Linked DNA regions of Homo sapiens: region 2 is linked to region 1. The links are chromatin loops, found by intact Hi-C in ENCODE. Cell type or tissue: breast epithelium. All regions are shown on one strand. Each heading gives the region's core, and the rest is flanking DNA. Links, peaks and the distances in the headings are about the cores only. Region 1 has its middle 57 kb from the start of LINC02714. Region 2 has its middle 100 kb from the start of LINC02706.

The links. Peaks named below come from ENCODE experiments on the same cell type or tissue, not always from the same donor. Only the 100,000 strongest peaks of a DNase experiment are listed, where the experiment ranks them.
Region 2: it touches region 1 in a loop (10-fold over the local background); 2 of 110 quality-filtered maps call a loop at or near these places.

Annotation. Positions count from the first base shown.
Region 1 is chr11:134,788,168-134,796,993 of GRCh38, forward strand. No RefSeq gene overlaps it. Among named protein-coding and RNA genes, the nearest start is that of LINC02714, 57 kb to the left of the region's middle. In breast epithelium, for the core only: no CTCF peak of the experiment used is centred there; no DNase peak of the experiment used is centred there.
Region 2 is chr11:134,603,708-134,612,533 of GRCh38, forward strand. No RefSeq gene overlaps it. Among named protein-coding and RNA genes, the nearest start is that of LINC02706, 100 kb to the right of the region's middle. In breast epithelium, for the core only: no CTCF peak of the experiment used is centred there; no DNase peak of the experiment used is centred there; H3K27me3 peaks cover 621 bases.

The DNA.
Region 1 (8,826 bases), core at 1,452-6,451:
TCAGGAAACACTCAAGAAAATCTACACTTTGAGAAACTGCAGGACAAATTTGCAGGTTTCTTCTACAAATAAATTGAGGGGATTAGAGAGAGAATTTGAGAAGATTAAAGAGGTGGGCCAGGCGCAGTGGCTCATGCCTGTAATCCCAGCACTTTGGGAGGCCGAGGCGGGCAGATCTCGAGGTCAGGAGATCGAGACCATCCTGGCTAACACGGTGAAACCCTCTACTAAAAAAAAAAATACAAAAAATTAGCCAGGCGTGGTGGCGGGCGCCTGTAGTCCCAGCTACTCGGGAGGCTGAGGCAGGAGAATGGCGTCAACTCAGGAGGTGGAGCTTGCAGTGAGCAGAGATGGTGCCACTGCACTCCAGCCTGGGTGACAGAGCGAGACTCCGTCTCAAAAAAAAAAAAAAAAAAAAAAAAGAGGTTATGTGGAAAATATGAAACTGATGAGTTAATTGATGATTTCAATAAATTACTGTTAACAATTTCAGGTGTGGTAATGGTACTGTAGTTATGTTTGTAAGACAGGCTCTTGCTAACATTTTTGGAAAAATTGGGAAAGCGTGAATATGGATAGTAAGTAGACATCAGTGTTAAGCTTCTTAAATGGAACCACTGAAGTGTGAGTATGTATTGTAACACTTGTGTTTAGGAGACAGATGCTGGCACATTGAGGGCCAACTTGTCCTGATGTGTGTTCTTGATTTTCACATACTTTAGATACATGATTATATGCATGTGTATGTTTGTTTTTTTAATAATAATTGAAAGAAGATCTTTCTATCTTTTAGAGCTATATAACAAAAATACTTCCAAATAAAATGGTGTGATTTGCTTCAAAATGATCGATATATTGTAGAACATGATACTAATAAACTATATACTAAGTGGCTTTCAATTACAAGGAAGCAGGTCAAAGTGCAACCTGATGAATTTTTAATTACAACGATATTTCTGTCCAGAATTCTTGTTAGCCCTGGAAGAGTGGCCTCAAATCATGGCCGCAGGCAACTATGAGAGCTCGAAAGGACCACGGCACTGAGCCACCACTTCCCAAGCTGGACAATCAGTAGAGTGGGAGCGTGGTGAGCACCGGGCTTTTATCTCGCTCCCAGCCTAGGGCTGAGCATTGTGGATCACCACCTGGGAGGCAGGAGAGCGACGGAATCTTTAGGAGAGAGGCCACTCACCTGGCTCCAATCAGGGGACTGTCAAGGGCAGAAGTCCCCGATGCTCAGCCCTCCAGTGATGTGTGCAGGGTGCCTGCTCTGCAAGGTGCACTCATAACAGGATTTTTTCATTTTTTGAACTTTGTATGATGTAAGATTTTAAAAATACACACAAAAAGAGGGTGAACAGAACAGTGAATCTTCTTGTACTTATCACAGAGCTTCAACAGTTTATCCAAATTCTCCATATTTGCCAATTAAATTGTCAATTAAATTTGCCAAATTTAATTGACATCTCCACTTTTCTTTTTCTGCGGTATTTGAAAGCAAATCCCCAAACATTCTATCATTTGTTCTGTAAGTACATCACCAGGTATCTCTAACTAATCATAATATTTCCCCATAAACTCCTTTCCATTGTAACACTTCAATTTTTAATTATAAATTTATAATTATCAACTTTAATTCCTAAATGAACATTTTAATTATAAATATATAATCTGATACCAGCCCCTGTTCAAATTTCCCTGATTGTCTCAGAGGTGCCTTTCTGCAGTTGGTTTCTTAGCAGCGCCCAAAGCCCACCAACTGCATTTGACCATCTACCTCTTCAATCTCTCTCCCTCTGAGACGGTCCCTGACTCCTCTCTGTTTTTTTCTTTGTTGCTGCTTTATTGGAGAAATGCATCATTTTCCATGTAGAAGGTCTCACACTCTGGATTTGGTGGTTTGCTTTGCTGTGTAGTGTACCAACTCGTGTTTTCAGCCCTGCAGTTATTATAATCGGATCATTGGAGCTAGACCGGCTCTACTCAGTCTCCATTTTCGAGGGCAGGGATGCCATCGTGGTGGTGCTGGGACCTTCCTCTCTCATCACACAGTAAGCCAGCTGCTGTCTGCTTGTATCACTTTCAGTGACTCAAAGACTGATTCCTTTAAAAAAATAAAAAAAAAGATCAGTGTGCTCCGTGTTTCTCTGCTCTCTCCATTAAAAAATTCCATCGTTTTTTCCACTAGTGGTTTTAACATCCATCAATGGGTATTATTTTATTTGAAGTTTCAAAATGTTGATTTTCCAATTCTATACTTTACTTCTGTATTCATAGATTGTATTTCTTTAGAAAGAATAGCTTTGTATTGATACATAATAGTTGTACATATTTATGGGGTACATGTGATATTTTGATACACGCATACAATTTGCAGTGATCACACCAGGGTAAATGGGATCTCCATCATTTTAAACATTTATCCTTTCTTGTTGGAAACATCCCAAATATTCTCTTCTAGCTATTTTTGAAAAGTACAGTAAATTATTGTTAACCATAGTTGCCCTATTGTGCTGTGAAACACTAGAACCTAATCCTTCTATCTAGCTATAATTTTGTACTCATTAACCAACCTCTTTTCATCTCTCCCCCTTCCCCCACCACCCTTCCCGGTCTCTGGTACCCACTATTCTATTCTTCCACTCTCTACCTCCTTGAGATTGATGGGTTTAGTTCGTGGGTACAAGTGAGTACATGAAACATTTGTAAAAAGGAAAATTTTTCTTCAACTATGGCTAATTTGAAATACAAACTTGTAAAGTTTAAACTTGTAAAGCATAAATGTGTGTAATAAAGATTATTTTTAGTTTTCAAATTTTGTATTAATGTGTTCATTTTATAATGACTGGGTCCATCAAACACTTAAATAATTTATTAAGAATTCCTGGATTTGTATATTTGATAATTTGATGTGTTTCAATCTGTTGCAGGCATTATTCATCTTATGGTCAAATTGTTACATCTTAGGCCAGCGGTGCTTTCTTCAGCAAATGACTGTGTCTTTTTGTTTTCAAACATTTTATTTTGAGAAACGTTAAGCATATTTTGTGTCTTTTCTGACATGACACTAACAGGCTCATTCATCTTTATCCTTTCTGGCACAATAATAGCTTCCAGGCTTATCTTGTACATTCCTTGCTCAGACCTAGAAGCTGACATTTCCTGAAAGATTCCAGGTCCCTGTATAGTGGGAAGAAAAAGGCACAGGCCAGGTTCCAGATATGTGGAATGCATTATTCTATTTACTCTTTACAATAACCCTGAAATGTACCTATGATAATTATCTAACTTTCCTATAGATGAAAAATCTGAATTTCAATTTGACACAAATTGTTGTCAAGATCACATTGATATGTGACTATTCAAGGCAGTTTTACTCATCACAGCCAAACTTGGAAACAACCCAAATATCCATAAACTGGCAAATGGTGAAAAACGATATATTCGTACACCGATATACTGCTTGGTAATAAAAAAAGGAACACACCGATACACAAAATGACATGGATGAATCCCAAAAACAGTATGTTGGGATGTATGAACTAATCAATTCATACTGATTTGTTTGTGTAAAATTTTAGGGTTTGAAAAACTCATCTACAATTACCTGGAGCATGAATAGGAATAGGGAGAAATGGGCTGCAAAGGGCATGAGGAACTTTTCAGGGTGAGGAGAAGGCTCTGTACCGGGTGGTGGTCACACAGGTGTACGTTTATCAAACCACGTCACAGTGCATGGCTGTGCATAATCAGACGAAAGTTAGAACTAACTCAGGTTGATTTTAAAAAGCCAACCAAGGGTGTGCCCTAATGATAGCTGCAGTGGACCGTGGGGTCTTCTCTGTAGGGGCCTCTGAGACCCTTACAGTACGACGCCAGAGCTGTTTACCTGAAGGAGAGGAGAGGTGGGGATTTACACACCAGCTGCTGTCTCCCCCGGCTGAGGGTTGCCCCTGCAGGTGTCAGATTCCCTGTGCTTTTGAGCTGAATCTGCCTGGTTTACCATCAGGCCTGGCAAACCTGTGGTTTGGCCCTGAGCCTCTCCCAGCCTGTAACACAGCACACAGATGCAGCGAGTCATACTTAGTGATAACAACATCGATGACACGGGCAGTAGCAATGACTGATGGGGTTGGCTCCTCCTGCCCTCTGCAGAAGCTGCTCTTTCTGGGGACAGCATGATGGGGCGCTGTCGGGTGAGGTTAATATTTTCAAACCCATACACCAAGTTTTCATCTTTTCCTGTCTTCACGTGTGACTTAGGTGAATTGCCCAAGTCTTCTGAAACAGGGTTGTCAGATGAGAAATGATATTTAAACATATCTTAACAGCACTTGCTAAAAATTAGTATTGTTCTTGTTTCGAAATATCTGCATTAGGAAGATTTGAGAGGCAGCTTCTATCTCAAAATATAATTAAAGCTAATTTTGAATTGACTTGCTATTTGATTTCCCATTAATATTCTCAGAGTAACAAGTTCATAGACACCCAAGGTCCATTAACCTGCACCCATTACCGGCTGCTCACAGGCACCTCACCATTACCTGGAGGGTGTGGCTTGAATTTGCCCTGCTGGATCCCAGGGTCACTATGATTTCTTCCCTCAGGTTTCTTCATTGTGTTTTAAAAAAAGCCTATACTATGCATGTGCTATTTTGTTTCTGAATTGCTTTATGGGATTAGTTAACACTGCTTGTTTAGGAAGCAGCTTAGCTGGCTCTCCTGCCGAGTGTCACAAGGTATTAAGAAAGGTCATGTTCCCATTCTGCTGCAATGGTCCGTGTGTTACATCTGAATACTTATAAGCCTTACGGTATAACAGTGTGATTCTTGCTGTAAGCGTCACATGTACTTTAAAGAAATTAAGCAGAAAAATAATCCTTTTAAAAATCACATTTTACTATTGAAGGTGGGTGCCACCTTTTAAGAGAAATGTAAAAAACATAAAATATTTGGCTGAGAGTGACCAGGCTGTGGGATGTGAATGCCGTGTCAAAGCTGAGGCTGTGAGGGAAACGCCGACTGTAAAGACAGCTTAGAACTCCGAGGGTCACACCTGTGCTGGCTGGTCCGAGAGGCTTGGCTCCTGGGCTCAGGAGAATCTTGTCCCCACTGGCCGTGGCTTGAAGGATATCGGGACACTCTGGGATGAGGAATTGAGGCCCAGCAGCTGTAGCCAAACTTTCTGGGTCTAAATGCCAACCCCTTGCTTTCAGGCCTCCAGCCCTGCCTGGTTCCAGCCTCTGCATCCACTCTCCTTCCCAAGACTCTCAGAAGGACTCCAGGTGGGACTCCAGGGGACTTCAGATCCACCCTTCCCATGGTTCCTGGCCTGTTCCAGCCTAGTCTGAGGCAGAGAGGAGGGTTAATTTTATTGAAATAATTTGTTTACTTTTCTGTAACAATCTTGGCTCACTGCAACCTCTGCCTCTGGGTTCAAGCGATTCTCCTGCCTCAGTGTCCTGAATTGGAATTATAGGTGCCCAACACCAAGCCTGGCTAATTTTTGTATTTGTAGTAGAGACAGGGTTTCACTATGTTGGCCAGGTTGGTCTCAAACTCCTGACCTCAGGTGATCCTCCCGCCTTGGCCTCCCAAAGTGCTGGGATTACAGGAGTGAGCCACCGTGCCTGGCCAGCCAAGCTTTCTTACCTCCGAAGGTGCTTTATTCCTATCATAAACATGGAGAGTGGGGTCTTCAGAATCCAGGCCTCCCTTTCCCATCAGCTGCTACAGTAACTGGTAATTAGGCTCCTTACTCCCTAATCACTCTCTGCTCATCTGGGTTTCTGAGGTGCAGCTCAGGGTGGAATCAGCACGGCTTTGATGTTATGAATCTGGCCTGAAGTCATATCCTTGTCATTGTACTTTTTGGAGGAAAAGATAGTTCATTTCTCCAGGGCACACGTCAATTGCCTTTCCTGCCAGGTGAGACCTACTGCTTGAAGGTGGGAGCAGCTCTGTTTACCTGGAGGAGGCAGGGCTGGTGTGCTCAGTCCCTCTGAAGTGTCTCATGGGCCATTAGCACCATGCACTGCTCGCAGCCAACTCATCAGAATGAGTGGTTATTACAAAAGTGTTTTCATAATTAAGTAACACGATAACTCACTGAAAATGGTAGATGTTTGGAGAAGTGCTACATGGTGGCCCTATGGGGATGGGCAGCCCCTGCCAGTCTCCACTGCAAATGAGCCACGTGATCACCGGGGTTCAGGGCTATCCAGGGGGTGCCACTTGGCCCCCGTTGCCAGCAGCTCTGGCACAGGGGTCTAGGAAAGGCTCTGCCCAAGCCCAGCAGCACGGGTTCCTCTCTCCAAGGCTGTCCAGTAGAACTGTTGTTCGCCAGGCTGTCGTCAGCAGAGGCAGAGCCGCATCCTCAACAAGTAGACAGGATCTCTAGGAGGCTTCATCATAAACTGAGTCTGGAGAGCAGAGGGGAAAAATCCTAACCGGGGCAGGCATGATTCCAGATTCCTGCTGAAATAAACAGGAAGCCCAGCAATTCACACTCTCAGTGATGCTCCCTGGCCTCTCCTGTGTTGTCTTTCTGGGGACCCGAATTTGCTCTAGCTGATGTGTGACATTTGGGTCTCTCATTTATTTTCCCCCAGTGTAGAAGATAAAACAATGGGATATATTCATTGCAAAAATTATTATAATGTGGCATTGGTGATGTATATTATTTAGAAATTGTCATCATTGGATTTCATTTAAGTACAAACTAAAATCTGCTGCTTTGGGAAGCATAGCACTGATGGTGGGTTCCCCATCCTGGATCAGGGTAGGTGGGGCAGGGAAATGTCTCCAGCCCACAGACCCATCTGGCAGCTCAGATACAGGCATGGCGCTCTTCTGTCCACCCGTTCCTTTCTCTGACTGTTTCCTGGGCCCAGGAGGCTGACAGAGGGCACAGGTTGGGGTGGAGGACATGCCTTCCAGAGGAGAACTGACATGTACATATCCCCTTGAAGCCAGCAGCCATGCAGAGGGACGTGGTTGCTGCCATCGCCCCCTCTGAATGCAGAACTTGACTGACCCGGGTGCTGGGTGGAGGGGCCTGGTTGTCTGCCATCTGCCCCTGCAGAGACAGGGAATGCGTGGAGAGGCAGCCCTCCCCCTCTGCAGCTCCCAGGACAGATCCCGGGTGTGCCCTCACCCTCCTGCCCAGCCTGGTCTCCAGTTTAGAGATAGGAGTATCACAGCTGCCTCTTGTCCCCACGACTTTAACATCCTTCCCAGTGCCTGAGCACATTTACAGGAGGAGTATTATTATCTTCTAGAGGAGGAGTATTATCTTCTGGAGGAGGAGTATTATCTTGTAGAGGAGGAGTATTATCTTCTGGAGGAGGAGTATTATCATCTTGTAGAGGAGGAGTATTATCTTCTGGAGGAGGAGTATTATCTTCTGGAGGGGGAGTATTATCTTCTGGAGGAGGAGTATTATCTTCTGGAGGAGGAGTATTATCATCTTCTGGAGGAGGAGTATTATCTTCTGGAGGAGGAGTATTATCATCTTCTGGAGGAGGAGTATTATCTTCTGGAGGGGGAGTATTATCCTCTGGAGGGGGAGTATTATCTTCTGGAGGGGGAGTATTATCTTCTGGAGGGGGAGTATTATCTTCTGGAGGAGGAGAGGGGGAGTATTATCTTCTGGAGGGGGAGTATTATCTTCTGGAGGAGGAGTATTATCTTCCTTCTGGAGGGGGAGTATTATCTTCCGGAGGGGGAGTATTATCTTCTAGAGGGGGAGTATTATCTTCCGGAGGGGGAGTATTATCTTCTTTCTGGAGGAGGAGTATTGTCTTCTGGAGGGGGAGTATTGTCTTCTGGAGAGAAATGAAAGGCACAGGCTGTTTGTCTGAATATTACAGTCATCTGTCACTTATGATGTTTCCCTCAATGGTGGATGGGATACGTGAGGGTGGTCCTATAAGATTTAATACCATCTTTTTTTTTTAACAATACCTCTTCTATGTTTATTTTTTATTTTTATTTTTTATTTTTTTGGGAGACAGAGTCTTGGTCTGTCACCCAAGCTGGAGTGGAGTGGCGTGATATCAGCTCACTGCAACCTCTACCTCCCAGATTCAAGCAATTCTCCTGCATCAGCCTCCCAAGTAGCTGGGACTACAGGCGCCTGCCACCACACCCAGCTAATTTTTTTGTATTTTTAGTAGAAACAGGGTTTCACCATGTTGGCCAGGCTGGTCTTGAACTCCTGACCTCAAGAGATCCACCCACCATGGCCTCCCAAAGTGCTGGGATTACAGGCATGAGCCACCACACCCGGCCCCCGCTCTATGTTTAGATACACAAATACTTAGCATTGTGTTACAGCTGCCTGCAGTATTCAGCACAGTCATGTGCTGTGCAGGCCTGTAGCCTAGGAACTGTAGGCCACACTACGCAGCCTAGGTGTGGAGGCTATGCCATCCAGGTGTGTATATGTATACTTTACGGTGTTCTCACAACCATGAAGTCACCTGTCTCTGCATTCTGCAGAATGCACCCCCGTTGTAAAGCGACGCGTGAGTGAATTTGTCTTTTTGTTGTAAATTCCATCTGTGCTCCTGAAAGCTCTACCCTGGAAGCTCTGTCTCCTTCAGGTATCCATCAGGTTATCTTAGAACTTCCAGCTGGAGGGATCTGTGTTTGTCTCTCCCTGTCGGCATCAGGGGAGTGCAGGCTGAAGGATGCATAGGGCTGGGATCCTTTGTGAAGTCTCTCCACGGGGCTGTGGGGGAGGATCCAGTAACCTTGAAGACAGGCTGCATGCCTACAGAGGACCCCTCTGTTGATACCATCTCCACTGATACCATCCCGATG
Region 2 (8,826 bases), core at 1,797-6,796, 180 kb before region 1:
ATGTTGTTTATAGGTAAGTTTCTTTCTTTCTTTCCCCTCCACATGAATTTCATTTCTTTATCTTGTCCTAAGCACTGACTAGCGACTCCAGTACAGTATTGAATAGAAGGAATAAAAGGCGGCATCCTTTCCTTGTTTTTTCAATAATTCAGTGTAAGTATGATATTCACTTTTGGGATTTGATTTACAAGAAAGGAAATTTCACGTGATTCAACAAAATAGATACAATTTATAAGATTCATGACATTTCATTGTATTTCTAACTTTCTACGATTTTTTTATTGTGAATTTTAACAAATGCTTTTAAAAAATTGTGAAGATTATGTAATTTTTCTCCCTTTTCAGTTAATGTCTTGAATTACATTGGCACTATCATCCCTGGAAAGCCCTGGCTATGGAGGATTTTTTATTTAAACAAAATAACAAAACATAAATAAACATACTCTTTAAGACAATTAGTAGGCTTTATTTTGTAGAGCAGTTTTAGGTTTATAGAGAAATTGCTCAGAGAGTGCAGAGAGTTCTCACTCACAACCCCGTCCCCCACAACTGTGGCACACCATCTTCCCTGTTATCAGCATCTTACATGAGTGTGGTCCATCTGTTACAATTGATGAGCCTGTCTTTTTTTTTTTTTTTTTTGAGACTAGTCTCACTCTGTCATTCAGGCTGGAGTGCAGTGGCATGATCTTGGCTCACTGCAACCTCTGCCTCCCAGGTTCAAGTGATTCTTCTGCCTCAGCCTCCCGAGGAGCTGGGACCACAGACAGGCACCACAAAGCCCGGCTAATTTTTTTTTTTTTTAATGGAGATGTGGTTTTGCCATGTTGGCCAGGTTGGTCTCGAACTTCTGACCTCAGGTCGTCCATCCACCTCAGCCTCCCAAAGTGCTGAGATTGCAGGTGTGAGCCACTGCACCCAGCTGAGGAGCCAGTCTTGACACCTGACTACTAACTCAAGGCCATGGCTTACATTAGGACTCACTCTTTGTGTACAGTTCTATGGATTTTGACAAATTATAGTGTCACCCAGAACAGCTTCACTGACCTGAAGATGCCTGTGCTCCACCTACCCATGATTCCCACTCTCCCCCAACCCCTGGCAACCACTGGTCTTTTTACTATCTCGATAGTTTTGCCATTTTTATAATGTTATCGTGTTAGGCTCTTCTTGCATTGCTATAAAGAAATACCTGAGACTGAGTAATTTATAAAGAAAAGAGGTTTAATTGGCTCATGGTTCTGCAGATGTACAGGAAGCAGGGTGCTGGTATCTGTTAGGCTTCTGGGGAGGCCTCAGGAAGCTTACAGTCATGGCCTCAGGAAGCTTACAGTCTTACTAAGATAAAGCAAGAACGGGCATCTCACATGGCCAGAGAAGGAACAAGGGGTGGGGGAGGTGTCACACACTTTTAAATAACCAGGTCTCGTGAGAAGTCACTCACTGTCACAAGGGCAGCACCAAGCCAAGAGGGATCCGTCCCCATGACCCAAACACCTCCCACAAGGACCCACTTCCAACACTGGGGATTACAACTCAATATGAGATTTAGAGAGGACAAATTCAAACTGTATCAGCCATATAGTTGGAATTATGCAGTATGTAGTGTTTTCAGATTGGCATCTTTACTTAGCAATATACCTTTACATTTCCTCCACATCTTTTCATAGCTCAATCACTCATTTCTTTTTAGCACTGAATAATATCCCGTAGTCTAGATGTACCCCAGTTTATTTATACATTTCACATGCTGAAGGGCATCTTGATTGCTTTCAAGTTTTGGAAATTATAAATAAAGCTGCTGCAACCATCTTTGTGCATGTTTTTGTGTATACAAAAGTTTTCAACTCATCTGGGTGAAACCAAAGCAATATGATTATTAAATTGTATATTCAGAGTATAGTTAACTTTGTAAAAGATTGCCAAACTGTCTCTCAAAGTGGCGATAGCACTGTGCATTCCCACCAGCAATGAATGAGAGTTCCTGTTGCTCCACATTCTCGTCAGCATTTGGAGATGTCAGTGTTTTGGATTTTGTCATTCTAATAAATGTGTAGTGGTATCTCATTGTTTAAGTTTGCAGTTTCATAATGGCATATGATGTTGATCATCTTTTTATATGCTCATTTTCCATCTGCCTATCTTCTTTGGTGAGGTGTCTGTTCAGATCTTTTGCTCATTTTTAAACCGAGTTGGTTACTTTCTGATTGTTCAGCTTTAAGGGTTCATTGCATACCCAAGTCCTCTATCAGTATGAGTTTTGCAAATATTTTATCCCAGTCTTTGGCTTGTCTTTACATTTTTTAACCGTGTCTTTCACAGAACAGAATATTTTAGTTTCACGGATGTCCACTTACACAATTTGTTCTTTCATGGAGTGTTGCTTTAGGTGTTGTATTTAAAAAATCATCACCAAATCCAAGATCATCTAGATTCTCTCCTATGTCACCTGCTAGAAGTTTTAAAATTTTGAGTTTTATATTTAAGTTTATAATCCATTTTGAGATTTTTGTGACACATGAATTCTGTATAGATCTCCTCTCTTTTTTGCATGTGGAGGCCCAGTTGTTCCAGCACCATTTGTTGAAAACGCTCTTTCTTCATTGAATTGCCTTTGCTCCTCCATTGAAGATAAGTTGACTTCGGTGGATCTCAAGCTAGTCACATGCCTCCAGCAATTCGTCAATTACAGTTTAAGTGTTCCTACAAGAACCGGCTGTGCAAGGGCTTCTGCCCCTGAAATGTTGCTCCCAGTAAGCTGTGATTCTTTGTACCCACCTCTGTCTCCAACTATTGCAGCATCCTTCGCCCGTGACTTCAATCCTCTGAGAGATCTCAGAAGAGTTATTTCTCAGTTTGTTCAGCTTTTTTCTTGTTGTGAGGATGGGAGTGATGGCTACAGGTCATATGGCAATGGAACTTTGAATCTGCTTTTTCTAAGTTGATTTCAAGGGCACACACCCTGTTCCAAATTTTCCCTAGACTAGAGAAAGGGATTATTTTGTTTTTCACTTAGAGGAGGAAGAAACTATCAATCATGAAGTAAGGGCACAATCATGTTTAAACCTCATCTTGCATTGCTTGGCAATGGCCCTGCATCTCTGAAAGTGTGTGTGGTTCTGTGAGGGTGGGGAGTGCTGAAGGTGGGCTCTGCTCTCCTTTTCTAGGGACTTTCTCATATTTGTATAGATTTTGATGGACTTACTAGCAAACCTGCCTTATTTTATAATACACAGCACCACTCCAGATTCATCTTGGAGGTCTCTTTCTGTTCTTCCCTCCCACCCACATGAACACTCAATGCTTACAACTGAGAATATTTCAGAAACCTGCTCCTCTCCTGGTTTGGCAGTTGGTGATTTGGATTCTAAAGCCAAGAATGCTGGGATAAGCTGAAAGATTTATAACTATGAGAGTCCCTGCGAGCGTTGGCTACAAGCACGACGGTAGCCCAACATGCACAGAGGGAAGAATGAATGACAGCAAGATGCACATGTCCAGCCATGACCTGGACAGCTCCTTGCCCCAGCAGCTGGGATCTAGTGCTGCCTCCCTCTGACTCAACTTCTGCCCTGTCTTGGGCTGCTGTTTCTGTCTGATTCTCCTGAACCTCATCCACTGTCCTGGTCCATTGACATCAGGCAGACTATCTTTCCTGCCATTCCCACTGAACTCCTGATGAGGCACTGACTTGATCCCATCTTCCAGATATAAAAACTGATGCATAGCTTGCTTAAGCAAAGCAGGTATTATTCGCAGGCCAGCTGACTAATGTCCACGTTGTGCAGAATGATGCTCCAAAATGTCACTTGCATGGGTCACTAATAACTTAGCTGCATTTCTTAACCCTCACTAAGCGCCAGGCACTATTCTCAGAAACTTGTACATCCCATGTAGTTCAATCACTGCTATGTCCTTGTGTTGTAAGTGCTACCTGCAGCGTATATATTGAAAACAACAACAAACACACAAACCAACTGGAGGCTTCGTGCTGCTAGGTTCCCTGCCCAAGATTATACTGCCAGCAAGCAGTAGCATCTCATTTTGAATCAAATGATCTTACTCAGGAGGATTCCTGACCTGTTGTCCAGAGGAGAGCCGGGAAAGCATCCAGGCCCCCTCTCACCTGCCATGGACTTTCCTCTGCTCCAGTTTCTATGGAATGGTTCTCCAGTTTCTGATCACATGCAGGATGACAGCCCATTCCATGGCTCTGTACTGTGAATGTCTTCCTTGTTTCTCCACCAGACCAGCCTCCTCAACTCTCCCACTTATTCCTTGCTTAAGATCTGGAGAGGGCTTCCTATGTCATTTAAAATTAAGTCTAAATTCTGTATCATAACCTTCCAGGCCCTATGCAGCCCAGACCCTGCTAGCTCTGTCACCTCAGAGAGTAACCACACACCACCCCCTCCCCGCCCTGTCCTCCCATGACATTTCAGCCACGGGCACCTCTCTGTGCTGCAGGTGTGCAAGGCACCTTCTCATGACATGAGTACCCACTTAGCATTTCTCTCCTGATGCCTGCACAACTGACCCCTCAGATTCAGGCCTCAGGTGCCTTTTCTAAGGCAGGTCTCTTATCCCCCAGCTCTGCCCATCCTCTGTTACTGTAGTCTCTTTTCTTTATCTCTAAAACATTATCACAATCTGAAATTATCCTGCCCCACATTCTTGTTTACTTCTTTACCTTCTCTCCACCCTGGAACATGATCTCCAGCAGAGCAGACCCTGCCCGACTGGTTTGCTGGTGTTTGAACAGCCTCTGAACAGCCTCTACCTTAGTGCTCAATGCATAAGTCTGTGAAAAGGTAAGGAATAAGCAAATGCTCATAGCTCTCCCCTGCACAGCAGCACAAAGCACACCTTCCATGCCACAGCCCTCTGACCAGGACATGCAACCCAGGGCGCTGTTCAAAATGAAACGGGGGCTCTTGTTCATAAGTGGTTAGATTTCCAAGCTGGTGTCCACACAGCCTTGAACCAAGCACCAGGCCTTCTCACCTCAGGGCCCCGGACTGCACATCCAGGAAGCCGGCACTGCATCTGAGTCATTTCTTTCCCAGACTAAGCTTCTGGTCCCTTCTTCTTATGACAGCCCCCACAGACATGGGCCTCACACATCCCAAGGTCCCCATCAATCACCCTGTGTGCTCCCCACGGATATGACCCCTTTGTGAATTCCTCCTCACAGTGGTGCTCAGGATATGTCCCATTCCTGGATGTTTGTTCCTCTGTAATTGAGTGGGATGATTAGTCTTCCCCAACCACCCTGGATGGCGCCACTGAGCATTTTATTAACAAAGACTTGGGTTTACTCTGGGATGAACATCAGCATTGGCTGTAGTCAACCTACCAGCAAGTACAACCCCCGTTCACTCACACTTTAAGCTATTAACAAGTTCAGTCCTTTGAAGCTGACTACCTGTTAGCACTGAGTGCAGAACATTGCCACAAGTAAAATTATTTTTGTTAATTTTTATACATCAAGGACCTTTGGACTTTTGTAGCTTTCATTGGCGTGTTGGCTCGATGACTCCGCTAATTTAGACGATTTCACTTGATACTTCATCCAGATCATGTATACAAACACTGAGTATCAAGAGGATATTCCTTTGAATACAAAAGTTTTTGTTTTTATCTTCAAGAGATCTTAAGGAAGCTGAAACCAATACCCGTGCTTTTCCTGAACACCCACTGAGTTCCAGGTCACCAGACGCACTCAGGATGAGGGTCCCTGCCGCTGAAGGTCCTGCGGGAGCTGGAGAGATGAGTCGCGGAGGGGAGCAGCAGCTGAGCCGGCCTTGGGTGCGCGGGGACCGCATGTGGAGATGCTGTGCGGGTGGAGTTGGCACGCGCTGGACTGCTCCAAGGAAGGCAGGCTTTTGGTGTTGGCTGCTGATCAGGAAGCCTGACCGGAGGATGTTGTGCTTGGTGGGTTTGAACAGGCTGTCCTCAGGGGCATCTAGGAGAGGGGAAGGCAGGCTCTCCAGGCAGGGATGCCGGGGAGGAGGAAAGAAGGTGTGGGCTGTGTGTAGGGGAGAGTGAGGGCCGACGTGGCAGAATCAGAAGTCAGGTTGCTGATTTAAACCTGGGCAGTTCTGGAGCAGCAAGGAGTGAAACACCTGCAGGTGCGGTCTCCGCGACGGTCCTCTTAAGCAGATGCTGTGGGTTAGGTTCCAGAGGAGCTTGGCATAGGCTGGGGCAGGTGGGAGGATCAGGAGGACAATGCTCGGGCCAGCGGGGCTCAGGTATGTTGAGGACAAACATCCTCATTTTGCCAGTTGCCCCGGGCTGGCTTCGGATGTAAGTGTCCCTCTGGGGAAGATTCGTTCATACTCCGGGACCACTTTCTGCACTTCTGTGTCCATCTCCCAGTTATGTAGCAGAGTGAGGGGCTCTCAAGAAGAGCCGTGCATCAGTGTGTGCCCGGGACTGCAGATGTCAGGAGCAGAGGCCCCAACGTTACCTGCAGCTCTTCCACAGATGGCCCTGGAAAGGACACATCGGCTAAGCCCCTCAGCCTACTCTCCCACTTGTCCCCTCCTGCCTGCCCTCCCTACAGCCTGCAGGGGCCCACAGAAAGCTCTGTCAGTTCAGAGGGGTGCCATCCGTCTGGGAGCTCCACGCCCGGGGGGCTGCCGGCTTCCCTGAGGGCTGGAGGTGCTGAATCTCTCTCATTCAGCATTAGCTTTTCGTAACATTTTGCTGTCTTTGTGCAAACACACTATCAGCCTACCTGTGCCTGACAAGGGATCTAGCTCCTGTTTTCTGCCTGCGCTAGGAGGCTTGGCATCCCTCGGGCTGCTGTGACACCCTCCCCACAGCCACACTCCCTTCCTCCCGCCATCGCTGGCAGCTACAGCAGAACCGGGAGCTTGGGCCCTACACCCAGCAGCACGGGCCTGGCTTTCCGCAGCCGTGTGAGCCTCAGGAGCTGTGGTGCGGCCCCTGAGGACTGCCTTTCTCAGACAGTGTCTTAGGCAGATGGAAAGCTCCAGAGAGCCAGGCCAGTCCCCATGGGGGGTCTCCCTGGCTGCCTCGAGGCCTGGTGCACACGGAACCGTGTTTAACATCCCAGGAGACAGGCAAAGCCATGGGAAACCAGCTTGGTAGTTTTTGAATCGTGCGGTCCATGGGTTTTATTATTGAGAAGCTAATGAGTCCCAGACACTTTGCAGGCATTTCCCCAGCATTTCTTGGGAGAAGCTCCCGTCTGCCCTCAGGTTCAACCCAGGGCCCCTTCTCCAAGCCCCTGAGCTTGCCGTGTTTCCCATCCCCACACTTTCTGAGAGTTGCCTGCCTTCTCTTCTATGCCCTCCCACCGTTCTAAAGACTCCCTGAGAGCACGAGGTGGGTCTGTGTTTGGCCTAAGGCAGGCTGTTAATACATCATTGTACATAGTGAATCTTTACAACAGCCCGAGCCAGAGGTGTGGGGACCCCTATTGCTGTATTTTTCCCTTTGGAGGATCTGGGATGGGAACTCACTGGGTCTGGTTCTGAAGTTCGGACACTGTCATGGGTTCCATGATGCTCTCCAACAAGGTGGGACATGAGGCCTTCTGGTCCTCTCACCTCTACAAGGGGTGTCATAGCACTGCCTGGGCCCCCTCAGGACTATCACACACATGCCCAGCTCCACAAGAGCTGGCTGTTGGCGTATCACCATGCCTTCTCCAGCAGTGACCCCTTTCTGAAGGCAGATTAACCTCCCAAGTTTACCCACCTCCCTGGGAACAGCCACATCATATGACTCATGATTTCAGTATTACAAAGGCTTCCTTGCCTTAACAGGAATACGCCGAAGGGTCATCCCAGCCCCAGAGCACCTGACAAGACTGGCCAAAACCTCTTTGGCAGCTGCATCCCAGTTCAGTCCCCGTGCCCACCCGGTCTGGCTTCCCTCAATAATTCCCACCCTTCTCAGTAATTCCCTACGTGAGTCTCAGAGGCTCAGAGTCTGCTTCCCTGGGAACCCCGCCCACATCGACTAGTACAGGATGTAGTCTTAGGGTGCAGACTTGGAAATGGGATTTAGGGGAAGCATCATTTGCTGGGGGCTGGCGACAGGCCTCTTGCTGGTGGTAGAGCACTGGTGGGCCTCTTGCTGGTGGTGGAGCACTGGTGGGCCTGCTGGTGGTGGAGCACTGGTGGGCCGTCTCATGAGGTTGCAGTGTGATTGTTTACACTTTCACTGGTGGTGATCCGGGCTGGGGGACTGTGGAAAGGAACACATTCCTGGGTGTGTTTGTAACCATTAGGAAGAGCCATCCAGGAATCTGAGAAATGGGCGCTCATTGTCCTAGCCCTGGCATGGCTGATGATGGAGGCTGGTTGACTTCAGCTGGAGAGGTCACTCTGTCTGCTGGCTTGTCTTGCAGTCCCAGTTATTAAGGACTATGGAACTGGATAGCTCTTGTTGGGAGCCAATGCATGGGAGAGAGATGATCAGATACTACACTTGATCTTAGCCAAAAGGTGGAGAAGCGATGAGAGATGATCAAAGGCAGAAACAGATTAATCACTGATAAAAAGCAGAGTGTGAAATCCAGAGTGCCTCCCCAGCACCGTGTACAGAGACACTTGCCTTCAGCAGAGGGCAGGAGAGGCTGAGGATGAGGCACAGACATCCCGTGAGTAACAGAGCTCCAGAGCATTGGAATTTCCAACCCTGAAGGACTTCTTTGCCATGTTCAGGGCCCTGATTAGAAAGAGGTGGAGCCCTGAAGCCAAGGTGAGGATATTTAAGTCAGTGCCCTTGAAATATTGAATCCAGCTTTCTCTGGATTCACCCTCTGGACCTACAGCAGTAGCCCCTCCTCCC